Linked DNA regions of Mus musculus: region 1 is linked to region 2. A link is a loop called in an ENCODE intact Hi-C map of the cell type or tissue named here. Cell type or tissue: left cerebral cortex. All regions are shown on one strand. Each heading gives the region's core, and the rest is flanking DNA. Links, peaks and the distances in the headings are about the cores only.

Region 1 (6,712 bases), core at 776-5,775, 64 kb before region 2:
GTCTCCCAGGATTCCAGGAAATAGGTTATGTCATGAGTGGGTCAGTTTAAGGTCACCACAAGGGAGTTTATGACTTGTGTGTTCAGAACCAAGCCTGGCACACATAGACATCTCAACAGATGGGAGCTGCGGATAAAGGAGCGAGATGGCTCTATCTTTCACTGATCCCTGCTTGGGATGGCATCTTACCAAATCATGGCTCTGTGTCTGACTTGGCTGGATAACGATGCCAACAGGGCTCTGCGTGGTTGCTGGAGTGCCACAGGTGTGTGGCACCTGTTAAGTTGAACCTGTTACTTCATGCACACAGTGTCCCAGCTGGGTCCTGTAAAGGGACCCACAGTGGGAAAGATGCAGCAATCCAATTGGAGGAAACCCACATCTCCAGCATTTCTCCGTAGTAGCTGAGGACCATCACTCCTGGTACCTGCCAATCTGGGAGTCTGAGTCTCTCCAACCTAGGGAACCTCTTGGCTCAGTGAGGTTTTATGTCTTGCTTGAAAATTTACCTATTCTTCAGAGTATTCCCTACTCTAGATTCTTCACAGCTAACTTCCTTACAGCTAGCTCCACCCCCCTTGGGAGTTCACCCGTGCTAGGTTTACCTCTACGCTTTGACAGTGGAGTTGCTCAAGGGAGGTCCTGACTTGCCTTTCCCGGCTCTGTGACTAAGAGAGTATGCTTATCTCGTGACTGGGTCCTGTTAAGTAAACACACGGATTGAAAGCCGGCAGAAAGTGCCGGCACAGTGAACCTTAATTTGAGTTGTATTTTCTTCAAGTGTTCAAAAAAAGTGATTACTAATCAATATACACATAACATTTTTTTTCTGTCATAGCCTTAATGGATCGCAAGGGGGATGTTTTGGTTTGAAAGAGCAAAGTTATAGAATGCAGTTTCTGAGCATGGCAGCAAGCACATCTTCATCCGAACAGCTGCGACTGATCCAAAGAGAACCTGACATCAGGCCTTTTTTTCTAGAAGGAGGGAGTGGGGAGGGTCACTAGACCCTCACCTGAGATTCCAGCCACTCCTTGCAGAATTACATACAGTAACTCTGTAGGTCATCCTGCCTAAGCTACTTGTGTTCCTGTGGTCCTCAGAGGTGGTGCAGTGCAGGGTTAACTGGAGGGAGCATTCTGTCCATGCAGGTTTTAGGAAAGCAGTTATTCATGCTCGGGTGAGACTTTCTGGTGGTGTGGCTACTTTGGGGTCATCCAGGAACCTGTAAATAACCCCTCATCAATGATATGTCACTGAGTCCAATAAACTCAGCACCTCACCAAGGCACAGTGGGATGGATTGGATTCTTATCTCATACCGCATATAACATCAGCTCAAAATGGGTTAAAGAGCCAAAATGTAAAACCTGGGATTATAAAACTCTAAACCCTCCTATCAGTCTAGGAAGTAATGTTTTGGGCATCATAGCAAAATCCCAAGCAATAAAGCCAATTAAACAAGCTCCGTCAAGTCAGAAGCTCCCTGGCATGGGAGACAGTCAACAACATGGGAAAGCTGTCTGCAGATGGGGGGAAATGTCTGCAAATGATTTATCTGGGTTAACAGCCAAACCATATAAGGGACACACCACCTAATTGTAAAGCTCCGAATAACTGTTTTTAAAATGGGCGAAGAACCTGATCAGACATATTGCCAAAGGAGACATAAGAAGGGCAATCTGTGCACGGGACGGGGCTAACATCACAGGTTGTCGGGGAAATTCAAATCTACAGCACTGAGAGCTATTGCTCTACACCATTTAGGCTAGGCTTGTGAGAGACACAAGAAGGGTGAGGGCATAGCTCAGCGAGGACAACTCAGCTGAAAAGCTGGCTTGGATTCCCAGAAACATAACCAACAGATGGACCGTCAATGGGCCAGAAAGACCAGGTTTAAGGAGGGTGTGGGAAACGGGGACCTTGGTGCCCTGCCGGTGGGAACGTTACGTTTGGAAACCAACAAGGAGATACTCCAGAGAATTACCAGTGAAAATCAACCATATGGACCTAGCCATTGCTCTTCTTGGAATATACCCACTGTAAGGGAAATCAATAGATATGATTCTAAAATTAGTGGAAGGCATTCTAGAAGGTTTGAGTCTAATAAGTTGCATTAATACTGATTTATACCACATTGCCTGAAGCAGGACTTTCTTAGTTGCTCCAAGAGAAAAATAGGAAGCAACCAACTCAGCACATTTCTCTTGATCTTAAGTAGGGACCTGAACTCTTTTTTTTTTTTTTTTTTCTTCTCTTGGGCTGGAGTTTGAGTTAAGGTTTCACTAAACAACCCAGGTTGGCCTTGAACGCCACAGTTAGGGATTATAAGCACAGGCCACTACATCAGGTAGATGACAAAGAGATGGCCCATTACCAGTTGGCATTGGTTTCAGAGGATATAATTCTATGGTAAAACGAGGGCTGCTTTCAGTCTTTGGGGAAGAGCTGGGCAGCCTTCTCCCAGTCACAGCCCTTCACTCCCCAGCAGGAGGGTGTGCCCCACCCTTGCTGCAGCTTCAAGCAGGACCTATTTTCCATGTCTGCTTGATGAGTAGCCGAAGCCAGGTCGGAGCCCACTGGAGCATTTGAGGCCTCAGGGCAAATCTCTCACCTTGGTGAGTTTGCCTTGGTGAGTTTGTACAGGAATTTTCTTGCTGTCCTGAGCCCTTGAGGGCAAGACCTCTCGTGACTGCAGAAAACCCACAGCAAGCCTCTTGTGCAACCTTCTCAATACAGCTGTGATCCCTCAAACCTACAGCCAGGTCTGGGCTGTGTTTAAAGCACTTTGTGTGGGGGTGGGAATGTCTGGGGGTGCGTGTGCTCTCAGGAATGGTTTATGAATCATGGTGAAGAAAGGACCAGCTGGTAGGATGCTGAGGGCTGAAGAATGGTTCTCAGTCTCTCCTCTAGCCACCTGGTCACTGGTCCAGCAACCTAGAGTTGCTGGGCTCCAAGTAGCAGGTCCTTCTTCTCAAGGTTGACCGTTACTTGACCTCCCCTCAGTGCCTGAGGGAACTGGTCATTTTCTGAATTCTACACCAGGGCTGGACTCCCTGGGTCTCTCTCTCTCTCTCTCTCTCTCTCTCTCTCTCTCTCTCTCTCACACACACACACACACACACACACACACACACACACACACACACACACACACAAACTCATTGTCTCAGTGCTTTGAGACAGGGTTTCTCTGTATAGTTCTGACTGTCCTGTAACTGACTCTGTAGACCAGTCTGGCCTTGAACTCAGAGATCTGCCTGCCTCTGCCTCCTAAGTGCTGGGATTAAAGGCATGCGCCACCACTGCCCAGATCCCCTGGTTGTTTCTTTAACACATACGTATGCAAGTCTTGGCAGTCAGCACTCCCTTAATGTGGTAACAGGGATAGCTTCTGGCATATCTGTGCAATGGTATTGGGGCCCATCCACTAGAGCCTGTATGCACTTTAACGCAATGTGGCTGCCATCTTGTAATTCTAAACAACTTGTGAGTGGATCTTGAATTTTCATTTTGCTCTTGGCCCTGAAGAATATGTGGCTGTTCTCAGGGATCCATCTCTCTGACAAAGTAAGCATATCAGTATCAAGGAGAAAATAGATTTTTCTTCTTTTGAGGTACGGTTGTGTGGTGTAGCTCAAGCTAGCCTCAAACTCACAATCCAGTCTCAGCCCTTGGAGTACTAGGATTACAGAAACACCCCACTTACACTTGGCTTGGGAAATAAGGTTTTGATTATACCTGACACCTCGAGTGAATCCTTAGCTCTGTGAGCTGAAATCACAAGGTATTTCATTTACAGTGAGAAGAGACTGTTGATGACCATTAGCTGCAGGTCAGCCCACCAACTTCTGGGTCCTCGAGAAGTCCTTCAAAGGCATTGCCAGGTGTAAGTATTAGCATGGTAGACAGACTAGAGAGGTGGTTTTCCTTTAAGCACCTATTGTTTAACCATAAGCTTATAGCACTCTGGCCAGCCTGACCCAATCCATTCGGATGTTGTCTGCAGTGGGACTCAGATCTGGTCCTCCAGGGACTCAAAAGGCTCTTCTAGTTTGAATCCTACTGAAAGTCTCCGGTAGTGCCTATTCAGCTCTTGGCACGGGGTGGGTGCACTCTATGCTTGCTGATGATGGTACAAACCATATACACAGATTTTATCCTCCCTTTGCCTTCCATGGAGTAAGGACCACATATCACCTAAACATCTTCCCTAATGAAGTTCCAATTTCTTACTCTCCATATTGCCTTCTTCAGTAGAGGCAGTGGGTGAACTCCAAGCAAACCAAAATTGAGGGTGATTTCTACAACAATGCTATTGGGAAAATTGTCTTCCAAATTTAGTGACAAGTAATTTTTCTTTTTAAAAATGTGGTTAGTTAATTAGTGTTTTTTTTTTTCAAGACAGGACTTCTTTGTGTAGCCTTGGTTGTCCTGGAATTCGCTCTGTAGACCAGGTTGGACTTGAACTCTCAAGAGATCCAGCTGCCTCTGTCTTCCAAGTGTTGGGATTAAAGGAGTTTGCCAACACTGTCTGGACAAGCACTTTTCTTATGAATCTGTTAGCGATGGTGGGGTTGGCTTATGAGAGAAGCTTTGCTTCAAGTTGTGTGTCTATCCAGTTCCATTATATTTGGGGACCTTTACACCACATGTGTTCACTTTGGGTCCAGAGTGCAGTGTGCATCAACACAGGGCAAGCTTATGTCGGGGCTGTGGACAAACGGAGATGCAGAGGTATGGTAAGGTCTACACTGAGGTTGAACACTATTGTGTCTGTCCGTAGTCCACTGTCTAAAGCAACTCACATGGCTAATCTCTAAGAGACAGAGGCATCCTCTCTGTCAATAGCACGTCAAGAATGTAGATGCAGGGGTGAAGAACTGAAGGTAGTAATTAAGTCCACCACTCTGTGCTCCAAAAACCCAGCCATCGTCTAGCCATCCTCAGGACTGTGGTAGTTAATCTCCTTATCAGTGGGCAAAATTCCTGACAGAAATAACTTAACAGAGAACTTACCTTGGCTTAATATTAATAATGGCTGTCTGAGCATGGAATGGCAGCTTCCCCCTCCCTCCGCCCCTGCTTTGTAGAGACCGGGAACAGGAAGTGAGAGAAGAACTGGGGGCAGGTTCCTTCAAAGGCCCATCTCCCAGTAGCTTGCTTCTGGTAGCTATGCGCCACTTCCTAAAGATTCAATAGCTTTCAAAATAATACCACAAACTGAGGACTGAGTACTCGGCCCATGAGCCTGGGAGGAACATGTGGGATTCAAACCACAATAGAGTTCATTGCTTCTTAAGCATTTAATATCTACCAAGCACCAAGCAAATATTTAGTGGAACTGTATCACAGTATATCCCATAGTTCACCATAAAATCCATGGGTTTTATAGTGGAAGCCAGGTCATAAAGTATCTTCTAGTGAGCATATTAAAATGCAGTTACCACATTCCCAGGTAGGATGACAGGGAGGTCCAGGGTCCAGAAACCTGTATTGCATAGCAGCTCAGAAGAGAGGGGGCTAAGGTGGGAAGTCTCCTGGTCCTTAACAATTGTCAGGCTAATCAATGATGCTAGCAGATTTGGTAGATTGGGGTACATTCTTAGAGATGCATAATTTGTAAACCTGTGTACAAATGAATGGCTTCGCTGACCCCACTCCCATTCCCCTCCCCACACCATCTCCATTTCTGCAGTAGTTGAGGTCTTGACGATGTCACTGAGTTTTAGAGATAGTCTCTGGTCTCTAGAAAATAACTAAATACATATACCTTAACATCATGTTTAGAAACTGAAAGTTTGTCTTGCTTAACGTTACAGGATGTTGATTATTTCCCACTATTCATTAGACAAAGGTTTTTTTTTTAATAAATACTTCATTTGGAGTCCCTCCCCTCCCCCAGATAACCACATCTTTCCTCCTAATTGATGAGGTAAAATCTAGCTGACCCCACACACTGTTGCTGAGAAGAGCCATGCATTTGAGTCTAGACCAAGCCTCGGTCTGTCTGGGGTGTGTTCAGCTCATACCATAAAAGCCTGAGGGTGTGGGAGCTTTTTGTGTCTACCACAGTAGCTACAGCTGCCTAAAAATAAAGGACAGGAAAGGAGAACAAAAGGGTTTGGCAAGAAAGCTGAACACGGGAGTCCAGCTGGGCCTAAAGATGGATGGTCTGTCTCTCTCTCTGCCAGAGAAGCAGATGCTCACACTGTATAAGTTCATCAGAGTTCGGTTTCTTTTACCTGCAACCGTAAGAGCCCTGGCCAGTATTTCATCATCTGATATTGAGAATAGCCTGACCACAGGCAGGTGATCAGAGCTTTGCAAAGCCAAGACACAGTTTAGTCTAACAACCACTCCAGACCTAGGGCCCCAGCTCCACCACTCCTGAGACACTCCTCTAGAAAATCGAGTCAATTAAAAAAAAAAACTACATTAGCCATTATTAGCTCTATGTGTGTGTTCTAAGCAAGGTCCGATCACATTCTCTAACACTATTGCTTTTGACGTCCCCGCCCCCCTTCCCCTGATGCTGCGAAGGTTGAGTTTCTTCCCCATTCTAACACCCGTGATTAACTCCAGGGACTTCTGCCCAGGTATCCAACAGGATGATCTCTGGACTCAGTTCTTGTCTTCCTGGTTATGATGAAAGCGTAGAGGCCCGAGGATGGGCAACAGGAAATCATGCATCGCTCTGAGCGTGTGGCCCT
Region 2 (6,712 bases), core at 538-5,537:
AGCCATGAAAAACTGTCTCCAAGTCTCCCCCATATTAAATGAAATGAGTTACACCATACCTACAATTCAGTCTTTTTGTTATTTCTATGTCTGCCACCCCTAACGCTGACGTGTCAGGAAGGCCAACAGGCAGAGGGAGGTTGCTTCCCCCCTTCCTGTTCCCACCTTGCCCCTTGCAGAAGTCGTGGTACCTGCAAGCCGTGCATGGCTGCAAGTGGAACACGTGGCTGAGAGGCAGCAGAGAGGGGACTCTGTGGGATTCTCCCTCGAAACCTCAGCCTCTGGATGCACTCTGGGTGCAGGTGCGGAGGAAATGGCCTTTAAATGATGACAGATTATTAGGCGCGTGATTAAAATGAGGCCAACCAACCTCAAACGTTCAGATCTGCTTCCCAGTTCAATTTGGAGCTGTGGTTGAGTCCTTTAAAGAGAGAAAAGAGAGAGAGCATCATGCTCCCCTGAGTTCCATCTGTCCATTCTCGCTGTCTGTCCTGCTGTTATTGGCAACAGCAGTCAGTTCTGTGGGCTGAGTCTCAGTCTCTCTCTCTCTCTCTCTCTCTCTCTCTCTCTCTCTCTCTCATATTAGGAGGAGATGCTCCATCTAGCTCTGGAGTAAGACAGCATCTGAAATCCCCTCTGCTGAGTTAAAATCGCTTCCCACGCTAAGCCTGGGTTTCCTCACTCACTCTATACAGCCATTCATACCAACCTCTTAAGGGTGTTATAAGGATTAAACGAAATAAATATGTAAAGCACTCAGCAGGATGTTTGACATAGAGTAAGTCCCAGTGAATACTAGCTTCTTCCCTCCCCCCCCCCTTAAATTTCTCTCAGCTCCTTGCAAGCACATGCAGTGAGACATCCTGCGGTCATTCTTGCAGATGTGTACAAAATACACATCTGACGGAGGAAGACGAAGAGTGAGTAGGAATGTGGGCTGTCTCTCGCTAGTAGAGCTTTCTGGTAAAAGCATTGCACCTGCAGGGGAAACCGTTGCAGGTGGCTTAGAAATAAATGGAAGTGATTTTGTACTTTTCTCTCTTCTTATAAGGAAGGAGGTGTGCGTGCGTGCGTGCGTGTGTGTGTGTGTGTGTGTGTGTGTGTGTGTGTGTGTGTGAGAGAGAGAGAGAGAGAGAGAGAGAGAGAGAGAGAGAGAGAGAGAGAGAGAGAGAACCCAAGGAAAGAGCCCATTCAATCAATGGATGCTGAAGCTGGCAGTGAGAGGGCAACTGAGGTCCAGGGAGCAGGAGTGGGGAAGGGCATACAGGGATGAAGGGGAGACATCCACCTCCACACCTAGACCATCACCTGCTGGGAGCTGGTGAGGAGAACCCGCTACCTAGCAACATAGTCCCTCCTTGTGACCTATAACTATTGATGTGAGGCTGACTTGGGTACATCTCCAGTAGTAGTTCTCTCTGAGTGGGAAGTCACAGTATCCATGAGCTTGGGGCTGGTTGTTGGCATGTGCATTGAGACCCTGGAACCAGGAAAGTGAGGGCTAAGGAGGGAAAAGAGAGTCTGTGGCCACATAGGAGACAGAGACAGGAGACTTCAAAGAGGTCCTCTCTACTTTGCCTCATGTACAGGCTGCCATAAGGGGCAGGATTTTCAGATGCTCAGACTGAATAACAGCGGGGACACAAGGTGTTCACCAGGACCTAGCACCTAGGAAAAGAGTGGAAATCAAATTGCCATAGGCATCTGACAGAGCATCACCCAATGTTGCCAGGAGGGAGCATGGCTGGACACTTTGAGAGGGTCCACAATCAGGGAAGAGCATGGCTTTGGGCAGGCTGACTCTGGCTAAGGGGGGATCCTGTGAGAGCTAGCCTATCAACTCCGTTCCCCAGGGCTGTATAGCCAAGCCTTCCTTGGAAGTTCTGAGTGGTATGTGTACCACAACCACGTCTACCACTCCAGTTTGTTCTTATTTGTGTTCCACAAACACTGAATCACATGAATGGTACTGGGCCATTTTTCCTAGGATAATATAAAGCTAGGTTCCTTTGAGCCTCTGGTCACAACATCTTCATCAGTTAACGTTTAACCTTGTATCTTAACCTTATTTCGGACATACTGTTGATTTACTAGTCTTGAACTCATGGGCAATTGCACCGTAATTCACATCTTAATGAAGCTTGTCCGCTTCCTTGTGATTAAGAACAATAGCCAGCTCTTAAGAGCTATAGTGGGGGTGAGTCAACAGCCAAAAGGTGGAAAAAGGAAATGACAATAGGCCTCATTCATGCAGCATTTACAGTATGGGGGCTGAGAAGGGCAGTTAGAGGACTGTCAGTTGGACCTCGTGTTGCAGAGGTCTAAAGAACCAAGGGCCCTCCGAGGCAGGATGCTGTGCGGAGCAAGGACTGGAAACGTGAATGGCTCAGCTCTTCTCCATCCCAGAAAACTCCCCCCTCTCCTTGGGTTTCGGAGCAACACCGAGCCAACCTCTCATCCACCTCCTTCGCTTGCTAATACAACAGCAGCTTGTGTTTAATTCGGATTGATTCAAATTAGAGAATTCAGCAACTTTCCAAATCCACCCACTTCTTCCTGTGTGGCTAAGTGTTCCCATACTGGATGAACACGGAGAGAAGAGAGGATTTGGATATTATCCTTAACGTTATTTGCTTGCTTTTCAAATCTTAATAGAAGATCCCCCCCCCATTTATTTTTTAATAACTTGGTGGAAACCAAGAATAATTTCTGTGAAAGAGTTGGTTCTAGGCAAAAATGTTGTTTGATTTCAAAATACACCATAACCCAGCTTTAAGGCTTTAAGTGCTATAAGACGTTTGTAATTTAAAATGTCCAAAGTCAACACTGTATAGGGTCTCTGGTGGGGCAGGAATCACGGGGCTGCAAATTGCCTGTTTGTGTGTGTGTGTGTGTGTGTGTGTGTGTGTGTGTGTGTGTGTGTGTGTGTGAAGTGCTTGTTTAAAAAGCACATTAGCTTTTTGCAGTCGGCTCCCCCCATCCTCTGCTCTGCCGTCGTGTAACCACTTTCCTGGGGTTGGTAAGCTTTGCAGGCATTATTTATACGTGTGCTAAATATTTATGAGTTCAAAGTAGATCAGATAAACCGAAGCAAAGACGCATGTGTACATTATAGAAATCCTGAACCTATGGAAAAATGTCCACATCTGACATCCTGTTTCCTTATCCGCTGCATCTTCTGATGGTTACTAATGTCCCCGTCAGGGTCTCTTTCTAATTTTCTAATAATTGATTATCTGGGAGAGCAAGGGAAGACATGCTCCAAATAGAGCACAATCGATGGCTTGAGTCACTAGACCCTTTCGCTGGAGTGGCCTTCCCACACTGGGTATGGATTCTAGATGGAGGGAGAATCTGTGGTCCCAATGCATTATCTTGTGGCTTTGCCAGGCTTTTAAATACTTGATCTTCCTGTTCTGTTTTGTTATATGATGGAGCAATGTGTTTAGTCTTCCTGGAATCACATCTTACCCACATGTCATTCTCTCTCTCTGTCTGTCTCTGTCTCTGTCTCTGTCTCTGTCTCTCTCTCTCTCTCTCTCTCTCTTCCCCCTGAACACTGCAGCGTGGGACCATCTCACAAATGGTCCCAGTCTCCACAGTAGCCAGAGACACACCTGGCCTCAAATAGCTTTGTCTATGGAGTTTAGTATACAGCATAAGAATTGTCTTTTTCTATGTATTCTGTGACTTAAAGACAGTAGGAGAGTACTACCCAAGACCAAGGTGAACTGGAAACTTAAGGGTTCTTTGGAAATTGGCTGGATGGTGTTTTGCTGGGGCAAACACGCGAAGCATTTAGCTGAAGCAGACACAGGTGAAAGGATGTTCTGCTAAAGCAAGCACATGAAAGGACGCGTGATGAAAGATTCTTTGCTAATGACACATATGTATTGGTCCACCTTACATTTTGTAGTTGAGCTGCATTTGTCGGGACTCCTCAGACTCTGGCTGATTGGATGCTCGTGCTGAGGTAAGGCATGTGGAGGACACATGATGTTTGGAGAGTATAAATAGGACTTGAACAATGATGGAGACAGAGCTTGTCTTGCTGGTACAGCAAGATGTGCAACACTTGTGGTCTCATGTCTTTGCTGATCTTTGCTTCCCTGAGAGAGGCACAGCTGAGAACTTCTCCTGGTGTTCCTGCTCGTCCCTCCTGCTGACTTGAGCTGAGGCTGAGGCTGAGGCCTGGCTGTCTTTGCTAGATCATGTCACCACTGTTGCTAACCTGACTACCAAACTGGACTGCTGGTGTATCTGAGAAGTGTTTGCCAGTGGATCAAGCTGCTGTCTGCTAACCTATGAACTGAATGGCTGATTTCCAGACAACACAGACAGGAGTGACCCAAAGAACCTTTCTAAACAGCTTGGCTTCCCCTTTCTTTTCCACTACCTCTGGTGAGTAGTGGGCTGCAAGAGAAGTTAATGTTTGAGAACCATCATTAAAAATAGGATTTGAGCCGGGTGTGGTGGCACACGCCTTTAATCCCAGCATTTAAAAAAATAAAGTTAGCAAGGTTCATCATGACTTTGGAAATTTAAGAGATCCATGGTGCCTTTATCTTCAAGCACATTTTCTTCACTGTCTACTGCAGTGGTTCTCAGCCTGTGAGTCGCAACCCCCTTGACGGGGGTCACATATCAGATATTTACACTATGATTCATAACAGTAGCAAAATTATAGTTATGAAGTAGCAATGAAATAATTTTATGGTTGGGGATCACCACACCATGAGAAGTAGCATTAGGAAGGCTGAGAACCACTGATCTAGTGACGACTTCCACAGGATAACTGGATCATATTTCTAGCCAAGACTGACTACAAAGACTGACCGTTTACCAAACCTTCCATTCCTTTCCCAGGTTTGGACACAAACATTTCCCAAGCTCTGCTCATGCAGGTGAGCACAGAACACCAGCTTCTGCTGCTGCGATGTAATTGGATATGATCGACCCAGCATCACTGAGCCAAGGCTGCTAATAGTTGTATGCCTTTTACACACACACACACACACACACACACACACACACACACACACACTCCACAGTGTCCTTGAACATAACACTTTTGAAGATGGCAGCTGGGGTTGGAGAGAGGACATTGATTAAGAGGGCATACTGTTCTTCCAGAGGACCTGAATTCTGGTCCCAGTCTCGTTCAGGGGGATCTAGTGCTTCTGACCTCTGTGGGCACCTGTATATATGTGTGTACACACAATTAAAATAATATGTATTGCCGGGCAGTGGTGCACACCTTTAATCCCAGTACTTGGGAGGCAGAGGCAGGTGGATTTCTGAGTTCGAGGCCAGCCTGGTCTACAGAGTGAGTTCCAGGACAGCCAGGGCTATACAGAGAAACCCTGTCTCGAAAAACAAAAAAGCAAAACGAAAAAAATGTATTTTAAGATGTATATGTTTATTTATATATCTGTATGTATATCTATATGTATTCTATATATGTATATGCATCTCATGTGTATATATTTCATATATATACACACATATGTGTATATATATACATGTGTATACATGTATATATGTATGTATATACATATATATACACACACATATATGTATGTATATATACACACATATATATTTATGTATGTATGTGTGTGTGCAGGCACTCAAGTGCCATGGCACACACCACACGTGGAGGGTCACTTTTGGGGATCAGTCGTCTCCTTCCGCCATGGGTTCTGGAGTTGAGGTCGTGAGAGTTCAGTGACAAACACCTTCACTCTTAGTTGCTGGGCCATCTTGCTGGTCAATGTCAGGTGTCTTTCTCAATCATATCCCACTTTATTTTCAAGACAGGCTCTCTCACGGAACGCCAAGTTCACCAGTCAGCTAGGCTGGCCAGCCAGAAATGCCCAGGGTCCTTCTGTTTCCGCCCCTGCAGAGCTAGCATTACAGGTGTGCTTGGCCTGCCTAGGCCTTTTGAGTGGATGCTCTGGATGAGAACTCAGGACCTCAGGCTTGTGTAACAAGAACCTCACCTGCAGAACCTTCTCTCCAACCTTCCAAGGCCCCCCTTCTCTCCTTTATTGTGTCACCTTCTTAGCCACTGTTTCCAAAGCCCGTCAGTGCTAATGTCCCCCTGGCCTGAGTTGTGGGTTTCTCTGACCCAGGATCTCTCCCTGAAGACTTCAATCAACAATAGCACACTGCTCGGTGTGTATTTGTGCAAGGTCAGCGGAAATTGCCAGCTCCCGTACCATAGCGGAGCCAAGTCCTGCCTGAAGAATCCAAAAGGTTTAAACTGGAACTGCTACATTGGGTTCAGACTGAGCTCTGCTGAGGAAGCAGGATGTAAAATCCTGGGGAGCCCACAAACCCCAGAATGATACCTTGTATAAGCTTTGGCCTGACTCAGAGCTTGAACAGCCAGCTACACTGTTAACAGTCGGAGTTTCCAAAGCGAACACAGGACCACCTGCCTGGTTGATGGTCCATTGGCCCCCAGCTTGTGGAATTTGTGAAACAGCTCCCTCTGCCGGGCTACTACTGCATTTAATGCTTTCTGTGTCAGAACTTGGGAGAAAATAGATGGACCTGGAAAGTATTACCTTAAGTGAGGTAAAAGAGTCAGAAAGACAAAATCACATGTGCCCTCACTCCCTCCCTCCCTCCCTCCCTCCCTCCTTCCCTCCCCCCCCCCGACCCCCAGATCCTAGCTTATGATGTTTCTGTGTGTGTATAAGTGAGG

What was found. A loop is a pair of places that touch in the nucleus more often than their neighbours do. Peaks named below come from ENCODE experiments on the same cell type or tissue, not always from the same donor. Only the 100,000 strongest peaks of a DNase experiment are listed, where the experiment ranks them.
Region 1: a loop joins it to region 2, with 4 times the contacts of the local background. A loop is called at or near these places in 1 of 42 quality-filtered maps.

Annotation. Positions count from the first base shown.
Region 1 is chr5:74,860,814-74,867,525 of GRCm38, reverse strand. No RefSeq gene overlaps it. Among named protein-coding and RNA genes, the nearest start is that of Gm52779, 80 kb to the left of the region's middle. In left cerebral cortex, for the core only: no CTCF peak of the experiment used is centred there; a DNase peak (open chromatin) is centred at 2,831.
Region 2 is chr5:74,796,351-74,803,062 of GRCm38, reverse strand. No RefSeq gene overlaps it. Among named protein-coding and RNA genes, the nearest start is that of Lnx1, 97 kb to the right of the region's middle. In left cerebral cortex, for the core only: no CTCF peak of the experiment used is centred there; DNase peaks (open chromatin) are centred at 661, 893 and 2,483.